Linked DNA regions of Homo sapiens: all the other regions are linked to region 3. The links are chromatin contacts, found by Hi-C or POLR2A ChIA-PET in ENCODE. All regions are on one chromosome and are shown on one strand. Each heading gives the region's core, a stretch centred on a gene start or an enhancer-like site at or near the end of the contact. The rest is flanking DNA. Distances are from core to core; before and after follow the strand shown. Region 1 holds the start of FAM76A (family with sequence similarity 76 member A). Region 2 holds the start of EPB41 (erythrocyte membrane protein band 4.1). Region 3 holds the start of MED18 (mediator complex subunit 18).

Region 1 (3,681 bases), core at 681-3,180, 600 kb after region 3:
GGTTGCAGTGAGCTGAGATCATACCACTTCATTCCAGCCTGGGTGACAGAGTGAGACTCCATCTCAAAAAAAAAAAAAAAAAAAAAAAAATTTAAGCAATCAATGGATAATAACTAGGAAACAATACATGTATTATATACCCTTCATTGTATATCTCACCCCACACATGAATTAACTCAAGATGGATCATAGACCTAAATATTTAGCAATTATAGTCTGTATATAATGTGATTGATTACAGATCTGTATTTTACAATGCAACTGATTATAGCATCTGTACATGAAATGCAATCAATTACAGATTTTAAGAGGAAAAAAGCCTATTAATATCTTTCATGGTCAACAAAACTCTACCTCTCCTGCTGGTACTCAGTCCTGCAGTAGGTGCACTTCACAACAGGGTGTGCAATCCGACATTCCTGAAATGAAATGAGGATATAATTTTAAAAGGCAGTCACAAATGGAAACAGCCTTCAGTAGGAAGCCGACCTGGGTACTATTTCTAGCATAGCTACTATGCTTGAGTGAGTCACTTAAACTTTCTGGGCCTTATTTTTCTCCTCTGTAATACTGGCATCACTTCCCTACTGTTGATGTGGGAGTTAAGTAAGAACTTATATGGATTATATGGAACTAGCCATAAATTGTAAAACAAACATATATATGAACAAGTCCCAGACTGGGAATCAGAAGCCCTGAATTCCAGGCCTGGTTCTTCTGCCACTGTGTGATTTTGCGGTTTACTTGTGAAATGAAAGTGCTGGATTAAAATTATTATTTATATATACATAACTTCCTTAAAATCATATATACATATTTTGAGGCCAAAAAGGGCACTCAAGCACTTGCATTCCCCCAGACCTGGTATATAAAAACTGGCAAATGGAAAGTCATGACCATCTGAGGCAAAAGTGACAATTATGAGTTATCCAAATCAGAGACACAAACTGGATTATTGGATAACCTCAACATTATTCTTCAGCCAGTTTGGTGACTTTTTAACTGTTGCCTCACAGCACCTCTAGTCACTTAAAAAGTAAAAGTGGGATAAAGCAACTTAAAAGAAAAAGAGAAGTTGGACCTTCAGGAGCAAAAACTGATCAGCAGCTAGTCAGGGAAGACCGAAGACCACCAACTGGATGCTGAGAAGTGATCCCTCGGATCTGTGAGCCTGACTGTGGGGCTTTTTTAAAACATAAAGCCTTGCTGCCTCCGATTCTGAGACTGGCCGAAAAGTGAGATGCTTAAAAAAAAAAAAAAAATCAAGCCTTGCTACCTCCGATTCTGAAACTGGTCGAAAAGTGCCCGTGAGGAGCCCGAGTTCGACACATTCCTCCAAGGCAGCACCCAACTTTGGAGTTCAGTCCCAGGAGGGGCAGGAGGTCCCCACCAGGGAGACCGCGGCGGCGGGGGAGGCAGCGCAAAGGGATCCCGAAGGCGACCAGTCAGGGCAAGCAGGGGACCCGCTGTCCCTCCCCCGACCTCACGGGGTCCGAGAACAATCCCCACGGTTGCTAAGCACCCGGACACGCCGGCCGCGGGAGCCTGGACCGGGTCCCGGCTCCCGCACGTGCCCCGCCGGCCCCCAGCGGGGTGGGTGCGGCTCCTCAGCCTGGCGGGCCTGCCACACCCTGCTCCGGGGACCCCGCCGGGCGTCCCCACAGAATCTGGAGCTCCGGGCCGCGCCTCCTGCGTCCCCAGTTCCCGGCCGCCGCCCCAGCCCGCGCACCTTGCACAGCTGCTGCCCCTGAGACAGCGCCTCGAAGGGGAAGCGCTGGTGGCACTTGGTGCAGGCGTAGAGCGCCGCCATGTCCGGCCCGGGCCGCGCTCACCGACCCGCCGGCCCGGCCCGCCGATTTATCTGACAGTCTGAGGCACAACCCGGCGGCGGCTGCAGGCTGCTGGCTGCGGCAGGCGGGCGGGCGCAGGCGGGTCGGGGCGGACCCGGGCGGGCTGGGGCGGGCACGGCGACTCTAGACGCCCGCTCACTGGTGGGCTTTGACGTCGATCAAGTGGGAAGGGGCGGAACACGGAGCTTTCGCCCACTCTGATTCGGTCTGGCCTGGAGTACGCCACTGTGACGCTCCAGGCCGCGATTATGTAAAGCGCAGTCACGCGGGGGCGCCACCTGGAGGGGACAGGCTCCCGGCCGGGACCTCGGAAGAGCTTAGGCTCCGCCCTACTTGCTCAGCGTTCCCGCCCTCGCTCCGCCTCTCCACGGCCTCAGGCGCATCTGCGCTTCTCGCGATACCTTCGGGGATTTGTGATGTTTTGGTTTCCATGGAGCTGCCCTCTGGGAGCACGAGGGGTACAATTGGAACGAAGGCGGCGCACAGTTAACTGGAACTCTGCAGCCGTCCAAGCCCAAAGAAGGTGGGGAGCTTGGGAAAGAAGTTCCTCATAATCGGAGCAGGAGGAGCCCGCCCAGCCTCGCTCAAAGGAGGAGACGAGACTCTGAGGGACAATTTAGAAGTGTGTCCTCAATTTAAGACACCTAAATAGGGAACTGTGGGGCTGTGGGCCTTAGGAGAGAAAAGGAGAGCCCCAGAGAGAGCACCCCTATGCTGCGGAAGAGGGACTAAAGAGATGGCAGTCCTTCCAGGAGGGATTGGACAGATATTCAGGCGTCCGGTGGCCTGCAGGCCCCCATCAGAGTGGGCTGCAATTGGCCCAGACCTGCTTCCTACTTTGTTTTCTCCGGTTTCACCCCCAGCTTCTCTCGCAAGCAACCACCTGGTGATTCCTGACGAGGCCTGACTTCCGGAAGGCAAGCCACGCCCTCCGGGCTCCCCTGCCTCTCTTTGGCTCCAGCTTGGCATGTATAGGAGCTGCCCAAGGAATGACAGACTTCTTGTTCTTGAGGTGTTGGCAAAGCTTCCTGCACTGCTGACCTATCCAAGTCCTGCCTTGTAGCTGCTCTTGGGCATAGGTTACTCTTGGCTCTGCCAACCACCCGTACAGGACTAATTGCAGTTTTACCTCAACGTGCGCTTTTTACAATTAAAAACTGACTTAATGGCTTCTATTTCCCTGCCTCAACAAAAAAAATTTACTCTCTCTGAACCCAAATCTGGCTGCTTCCTTGTAGGATCCCCCAAAGATGTGCATTAATCATTAGGATCAGAAAGCAAAGTTTCCAAATCACTGTTCCACAACTAACTACATGACCTTGGATCTATCACTGAACTTCTCACGGCCTCGTTTTTCTCAATTGTACAATGAGGTCATTGTGAGAATCAAAACCAGTACATGAGTCGGGGCGGGATGGCTCACAACTGTAATCCCAGCACTTTGGGAGGCTGAGGCCAGAGGATCACTTGAGCCTTGGGATTTAAGACCAGCCTGGGTCGGCCGGACGCGGTGGCTCACGCCTGTAATCCCAGCACTTTGGGAGGCCGAGGCGGGTGAATCACCCGAGGATCACCTGAGGTCAGGAGTTCCAGACCAGCCTGACCAACAAGGTCAAACCCTGTCTCTACTAAAATACAAAAATTACCCGGGCGTGGTGGCAGGCGCCTGTAGTCCCAGCTACTCGGGAGGCTGAGACAAGAGAATTGCTTGAACCTGGGAGGCAGAGGTTGCAGTGAGCCAAGATCATGCCACTGAATTCCAGCCTGGACTACGGGGCAAGACTCCGTCTCAAAAAAAAAAAAAAAAAGACCAGCCTGTGCAACACAGTGG
Region 2 (3,685 bases), core at 230-2,729, 590 kb before region 3:
ACATCAAGTTTCCATAAAAAGTAGGGGTTAGTGCTACATTAACAAAACTGGGACGGGAAGAAACATATACGGGCTATATATCCTGCTTTTGATTAAAGGGATCAAACCAACTAAAATTTTTGCCAGGACTGAGAATACAGAAAACAACAATGAGCAACAGCATTGACTACAGTACATCCTCAAGAGAGTATAAATCCACTATAATAATATCCAAGACACAAGACACAACCATTTCTTGCAATTTTCCCTAAAAACAGAAGGGAAGAAAATAGCAGCTGTGAAATCACCCAGACTACAAAAAAAAAAAAAAAAAAAAGCATCTGAAAAAAAAAAAGGAAAAAGAAAAAACTATCTCCTAATGAACAACTACATGCCAAAAAACAAGTCTCCACAGACTAGTCATTTATGGCAGGGTACAGGGTACAGTTAAAGAAACAACAGGATGACAGTCGCTATCATGTGGCCAGAAACCAGTCCATCAGCAATCTGTTTCACGTGAGATCACTTTTTCTCAAGAGAATGCCTGTTCTTGGGGAGCATGACCTGTTTTGGCAAAACCTCCCCAGGAATAATGGCCTGCTGGTCAATCTCGGAGGGCGAGCCCAGACCCGGCCTCTCCACAGGTACAGCAGCCCAGCGAGCACGGAGGAAGATTTCCAAGCCGACAGATGCGCGAACTGAAAAAGGAGGTCACGACGCTGAGAGAATAGATTTAACCCTCTGCTCGCTGGGAACCCAGAAGACTAAGGGGGAACATGTTTTTCAATGATGCAGGCGTCGGTGGCGGGAAGGCCTGCGAAGTCTTGCCAGGGCTCCCTGCAGTCCTCAGATTCCGCCTGACTTCTGCAGACAGCCCAGCTCCCTCGCCAGGAAGAAATCGCTCCGCGGCTGCACGCAACACCTTCACCGTCTGAAACCTGCGATTCTCCGCATTTGGTTTCCTCCCGAGGCTCCTGCACACCGCACCGTGATTGACGCACCCGAGGGGACCGTCAAAAATACATCTCAAGCCTAACTTTCCAACACTCCCGCGACGCAACCCCTTCCCCTTTCCTCAGCGGCTCTGGCCCGCCCCTCGCTCCTCGGGCCGCGTCCCGGCTGGCGACTCGGCGTGCACACGAGGCTCCTCCGCGGGAGAGCCCGCGCCCCGGCCCGGGGCCTGTCGGGGGTTGCAGACAAAGAGGCTGCAGCGCCGCCGCGGCCGCCAGGACCGTCCCCACGGGGACAGCTCCACGCCCACCGCCCCGGCTCCCGCGCCGCCGCCGCCGCCTCGCCTCACCGGTGGCTCCGGGGCCGGGCTCCTGCGCCCGCCACTGCTGCAGCCCGACGAACAATGGCAGGAGGAGGCGCCGGCGTCCGAGGCTCGGGCCCTCTGCGGCTCGCGGGCCCGCCGGCTGCTGCTGGCTGACTGACTAAACGCACCAGCGGAGGGAGGGAGCGAGCGAGCGACCCTGGCGCGCGCCCTCCCGCCTTCCCTCTGCGAGGCGAGGCCAGCCCGGCCCGCAGCCCGCCCGCCGGCCCGCGCCCCTCCCCCTCAGTTCGCCACAACATTGTAGTAAATTTCTATTGGGCCGCGCCGGAGGGAAGGAGGGGGCCGGGCCCGCGGCCCGTCCGCCCATTGGCTGAGGCCAACTTCTAGCTCCCCTTGTTTCCCCCCTCCCCTAGGCCGGTAAGGAGAGGAGAGGGGAACGAAAAAGAGAGAGGAAAAGGCAAGGGGCTGGCCGCGTGTGCGCACGCGCAAGTCGAACCCGGTCTGGAGCCGGGGTGTTCCGGGATCCCGCAGCACCCACGTGGGGCATGAGGCAGCTAGAGCCCTGGACGGTGAGGCCCTTTCCTCCTTCCAAGTAAGAGGCCGAGATTTGGAAGCCTCAGGGAAGTAACTCGCGTAGAGGTTGTAGCCAGGCTACCCCAACTGACTCCCCCTAAACGCTTAGTGACCTCGGGTAAGTCACTCAGCTTCTCTGTACCTCAGTTTCCCCATCCACTAGTTTGACTGTCTCTAGGCGCCCTTCCAACCCTGACATTCGATGAGACTTTACCTCTCGTGCCAGCTGTGTAAGGCCTGAAATGGAAGCTAAGTGTTGAGACCACGCCAAGATTGAACCTGTCTTCTGCATTTAAGGATCTCCTAATTCCCCCCTGGCAATCTCAACATTATAAAGACCTAGCTTCCGAGGTCTGGTCTCCAGATGAACTGAGGGTTGCTCTGACAATTGCTTAGTGTGTCTTTATTTCCTTCCAGAAGTGTCAGAGACCCCTTGACCCTTCCTACTCCCTGCTAGGCTGGTCTGTGAACAGGCTTCGGACCCACAGTGCAGAAAGAAGGCTTTTGTTTTAAGCATGATACCTAGAAGGTAAGATAGGATCTGGTGTTCTATTTTAGAGATGAGGAAACTGAAGCAGAGAGACTTAAAACTGACAGGATAAGAAGCCAGGCCATCTGACAGCAGAGTCTGTAGATGCCAGCTAGACATTCCTGATATCTAATCACAGCCCCTTCACGATCCCAGCACAGCCTCTGGAAACAGATTGCCTGGGTTCAATTCTTAGTCTCCAGCCTTTTCTAATGGTTTGATTTTCATTTTTCTTTTATTTATTTATTTATTTATTTGAGACGGAGTCTCGCTCTGTCACCAGGCTGGAGTGCGGTGCCGGAATCTCGGCTCACTGCAACCTCTGCCTCCCGGGTTCAAGCGATTCTCCTGCCTCAGCCTCCCGAGTAGCTGGGACTACAGGCGTGTACCACCACGCCCAGCTAATTTTTGTATTTTTAGTAGAGACGGGGTTTCACCGTGTTAGTCTCGATCTCCTGACCTCGTGATCCGCCCTTCTCGGCCTCCCAAAGTGCTGGGATTACAGGCTTGAGCCACCGCGCCCGGCTGTGCCTCATTTTTCAACACCATAAAAGGGGATAATATGTCCAAGTAGCTGGGACTCCCACCTATAGTGGGAGGCTGAGGTGGGAGGATTGCTCAAGCACAGGAGTTCAAGGCCACAGTGAGCTAGGATCATGCCATTCCACTCCAGCTTGGGCAACAGAGCAAGACTCCATCCCTAAAAACAAAAACGAGGGTTGGGGGAGGGAGAAGGATAATAATAGTTCCCACCTCACAGAGTTACTGTAAGAATTAGGCCAGGCATGGTGGCTCATGCCTGTAATCCCAGAACTTTGGGAGGCTGAGGCAGGCGGATCACCTGAGGTCAGGAGTTCGAGACCAGCCTGGCCAAATGGTGAAACCCCATCTCTACTAAAAATACAAAACTTAGCTGGGCCTGGTGGCAGGCACCTGTAATCTCAGTTATTCTCGGAGGTTGAGGCAGGAGAATCACTTGAACCCAGGAGGTGGAGGTTGCAGAGAGCCGAGATCATGCCATTGAACTCCAGGTTGGGTGACAAGAGCAAGACTCCATCTCAAAAAAAAGAAAAAGGAAAACAGAATTAAATGAGTTAAAATATGTAAAGGACTTAGAGCAGTGCCTAGCTCATAGTAAGATCTATGTGTGTTAATTATTATTACTATTCAGAGACTAAAATGTGGACTGAGAGGTGTGGAACTGGCAAATATAATAATATATTTGTTAAGCATGCAATTGTTGTTAGCACTGAGCTGAGCACGTTATGTAAATTGTCCATTTGAAACATCATAAAACCCCTTGAAAACCACCTGACTATACCATCTAAAAC
Region 3 (3,750 bases), core at 128-2,627:
GCATTACCTTCTAGTCTCAAGTTCTGAAACCTCCACATTACCTGTGCAATCTTGAGAAAGTCCTATCTATAACCCCTCACCCTGGGACTCAATGTCTTCCTTATAAAATGAGGCCAGTGATTTTTTTTTTTTTTTTTTTTTGAGACGGAGTTTCACTCTTGTCGCCCAGGCTGGAGTGCAATGGCGCAATCTCTGTTCACTGCAGCCTCTGCCTCCCAGGTTCAAGCGATTCTCCTGTCTCAGCCTCCCGAGTAGCTGGGATTACAGGCGCCCGCAACCAAGCCCAGCTAATTTTTTTTGTATTTTTAGTAGAGACGGGGTTTCGTCATGTTGGCCAGGTTGGCCTCGAACTCCTGGCCTCAGGTGATACTCAGGTGATCCGGCCTCCCAAAGTGCTGGCATTACAGGTGTGAGCCACCGTGCCCGGCCAAAGGCCAGTGATTTTTAACTCCCAAGGCTATGTGGCTCAAACGAGATAATAAAGAGGCAACAAAATTCAGAAGAACTGAAAAAGTGACTTAAGGGACCTTCGTTTTATAGATGAGGATATTGAGACTTGGAGAGGGACAGAAGGATACACACAGCAAGTTGGTAGCAGAGTTTGGACCAAACTAACATCTAGGCGTTCTATCTCTCTGAAAATGCCTTCCCCCGTACGCTTTTCTTTTTTGGTGACAGGATCTCGCTCTGTAGCCCAGGCTGCAGTGCAGTGGGGAGTTCCTAGCTCACTATAACCTCGAACTCCTGGGCTCAAGCCGAGTAGCTGGGACTACTACAGGCGGGAGACCACACTGCGGCTAGCCTAAAAATGCCTTTTAAAGAGAGCCAAGGCCGGGCGCGGTGGCTCACGCCTGTAATCTCAGTACTTTGGGAGGCCGAGGCCGGCGGATCAACTGGAGGTTGGGAGTTCGAGACCAGCCTGACCAACATGAAGAAACCCCGACTCTACTAAAAATACAAAAAATTAGCCAGGCCTGGTGGCGAGCGCCTGTAATCCCAGCTCCTCAGGAGGCTGAGGCAGGAGAATCGCTTGAACCCGGAAGGCGAGGTTGCGGTGAGCCGAGATCGCGCCATTGCACTCCAGCCTGGGCAACAAGAGCGAAACTCCGTCTCAAAAAAAAAAAAAAAAAAAAAAAGAGAGAGAGAGCCAAGGGGAAGTTATTTTAAGATGATGGTATATAGGTCCTTCTAAGCCGGCATCCATAACACGTATCCAATTAAACACTAGAAGCACACCTCCTTGAGGCTGTAGTGTCTTCTCGAGAAGCCGGGAATTATATCCACCCGCGCACCTAGGAGCTTTTGAGCGACGATTAGATACCAGCACTCCGGTTACCCGAGCCCGGGAAGCCCCCAGATCGGTGCAACCAGCCAACTTCCTCCTCTTCTCACTTCCGGTCGGAAGCCGACGTCTCACAAACCTCGAAACTGCCGTTCCCAAACGTATGGGTGCCGAGAAGGCCGAAGAGCTTCATTGCGGACAGACAATCAGAGGCGCATGCGCAAAATTCCGGGCTGCTGTATGAAAGATGGCGGCCTCCTTTGGCGCTTTCCTCCGGGCGCTACCTGGATCCTTGACGTCATAGGCCATGCTCTAGGAAAATCTTTTTAGGTTTGACAACCTGGAGATGTATTTGTGTAGAAAGTCTCTTGGAACTGATAGGACTTACAGAGATTATAGTGGGTTTCAAAAGAAAAAAGAACTGAGGGGTTGGGCGCGGTGGCTCACGCCTGTAACCCCAGCACTTTGGGAGGCCGAGGCAGGCGGATCACTTGAGGTCAGGAGTTCGAGACCAGCCTGGCCAAGATGGTAAAACTCCGTCTCCATTAAAAATACAAAAATTAGCCGGGCATGGTGACGCGCGCCTGTAATCCCAGCTACTAGGGAGGCTGAGGTGGGAGAATCGCTTGAACGCGGGAGGCGGAAGTTGCAGCGAACCGAGATCGCGCCACTGCATTGTAGCCTGGGCTACAGAGAGAGACTCTGTCTCAAAAAAAAAAAAGAGTCTGGAAAAGGAGTAGGTCCAGATCCAGGAGTACTCTGCAGTGCCATACCAAAGAATACATGTGAGCTTTAAAAGAACCCTGGCTACAACATGGAGAAAAGTTTGGGAAAGGAGAGAGCCTAGAGAAAAAAGACCAGGCCGGACACGGTGGCTCAGGCCTGTAATCCCAGCACTTTGGGAGGCCAAGGCGGGCAGATGGCTTGAGTTCAGGAATTCAAGACCAGCCTGAACAACATGGTGAAACCCTGTGTCTACAAAAAATACAAAAAATTAGCTGAACGTAGTGGCTCGCACCTGCAGTCCCAGCTACTTGGGAGGCTGAGGTGGGAGGATTGCTTGAGTCCAGGAGGCAGAGGTTGCAGTGAGCTGAGATAGCGCCACTGCACTCCAGCCTGTGCAACAGAGGGAGATCCTGTCTGGAAAAAAATTAAAGAAAAACGACCAGTTAGGCGCTTTGGTACAACTCCAGCTGAGAAACAAATGTCAGAAAAAGATTTTAAAAATGTAAAAAGAGGACAGGCGCGGTGGCTCACGCCTGTAATCCCAGCACTTTGGGAGGCCGAGGGGGGTGGATCACGAGGTCAGGAGATCGAGACCATCCTGGCTAACGGTGAAACCCTGTCTCTACTAAAAATACAGAAAATTAGCTGGGCGTAGTGGCGGGCGCCTGTAGTCCCAGCTACTTGGGAGGCTGAGTCAGGAGAATGGTGTGAACCTGGGAGACAGAGCTGGCAGTGAGCCGAGATCGCACCACTGCACTTTAGCCTGGGCGACAGAGCAAGACTCCGGCTCAAAAAAAAAAGTAAAAAGAGGAAATTAGCCGGGTGTGGTGGCACACGCCTGTAGTCCCAGCTACTCAGGTGGCTCAGGTGGTCAAGAGACCAAAATTGCTTGAACCCAGGAGGCAGAGGTTGTAGTGAGCTGAAATTGCACCACTGCTCTCCAGCCTGGGCTACAGAGCAAGACTCTGTCCTCTATATATATATGGAAAATAATTCTTTAATGACTAACCAGAGGTAAAGACAGAGATGAAGGAGTCACAGATGTCTTGGGTGGCTATCGTAGCACTTTTTTTCTCTAAGCTAGGAAACACAGAGCAGTGTGGGTGAGACAGGAAAGATGAGTTCATATGTAGACCCACTGAGCATCAGGTGTCTGTGGGACACCCAAATGGCAAAGTTCAGGGGAGAGAAATGGGCTACAGATAGAGATTTCAAAACCATAGCCTCATAGATGGTAGCTAAAAGCCATGACATTGAATGAGATCATCGTGAAAGAGTGTACTAAGTAGGAAAAGAAGATTGACAAGGATTGCGTATGCCCTAGGGTTTAGGATGTGCCTCCTGATCAACCTGGTGATTCACAAGATTGGGCAGAGTGACCAGCTCTCAAGTGCTGTAATGATTAGAGGAGGCTGTGAACTTCTTTGGCCTCTCTTTTCCTATACAGACACTAATTGCAGCATAGAAAGTCCAGTGAATTACAGGTCATTTGAGGCACCATAGGGTTTACCCAGATTTTAGCTGGTATTTTAAAGAAGGGTAAATTTTTTTAAAAAGGTAGGGGAGATAGACAGAAAATGGGTAAACAATATGATAATACCTGAAGGAGGCCTGGAGATTACAGGGATGGGTTTCTCTGATAAGGATATGATGCCTAGAGCTTAGGATGGGGCCCACCCCTGTACTTTGCCACTACCCAGCTGTGCAACCATGGGCATTCACTTCCCCTCCCTGAGCCTCAG

What was found. A loop is a pair of places that touch in the nucleus more often than their neighbours do. ChIA-PET counts read pairs that join two places held with the same protein, here RNA polymerase II (POLR2A). Pooled maps may share reads with other maps.
Region 1: a loop to region 3 is called in a pooled map, with 12 times the contacts of the local background. The contact joins the promoter of FAM76A here to the promoter of MED18 in region 3. A Hi-C loop is called at or near these places in 1 of 37 single-sample maps with no recorded cell type and 7 of 50 pooled maps. POLR2A ChIA-PET finds 5 or more read pairs at or near these places in 4 of 52 experiments (CD4-positive, alpha-beta T cell, activated B cell, activated T-cell and 1 more).
Region 2: a pooled map shows a loop between it and region 3 (7-fold over the local background). The contact joins the promoter of EPB41 here to the promoter of MED18 in region 3. A Hi-C loop is called at or near these places in 1 of 37 single-sample maps with no recorded cell type and 6 of 50 pooled maps. POLR2A ChIA-PET finds 5 or more read pairs at or near these places in 4 of 52 experiments (B cell, CD4-positive, alpha-beta T cell, T-cell and 1 more).

Annotation. Positions count from the first base shown.
Region 1 is chr1:27,724,210-27,727,890 of GRCh38, reverse strand. FAM76A (family with sequence similarity 76 member A) reads right to left here and starts at 1,930. Exons shown (of 9, transcript NM_152660.3): 1 at 1,730-1,930; 2 at 355-419. The coding sequence starts at 1,810. RefSeq lists silencers at 1,406-2,105, 1,944-2,586.
Region 2 is chr1:28,912,363-28,916,047 of GRCh38, reverse strand. It overlaps EPB41 (erythrocyte membrane protein band 4.1), which reads right to left and starts at 1,479. Exons shown (of 21, transcript NM_001376013.1): 1 at 1,280-1,479. RefSeq lists an enhancer at 675-834 and a silencer at 1,055-1,714.
Region 3 is chr1:28,326,667-28,330,416 of GRCh38, reverse strand. MED18 (mediator complex subunit 18) reads right to left here and starts at 1,377. Exons shown (of 3, transcript NM_017638.3): 1 at 1,237-1,377. RefSeq lists enhancers at 328-835, 836-1,343.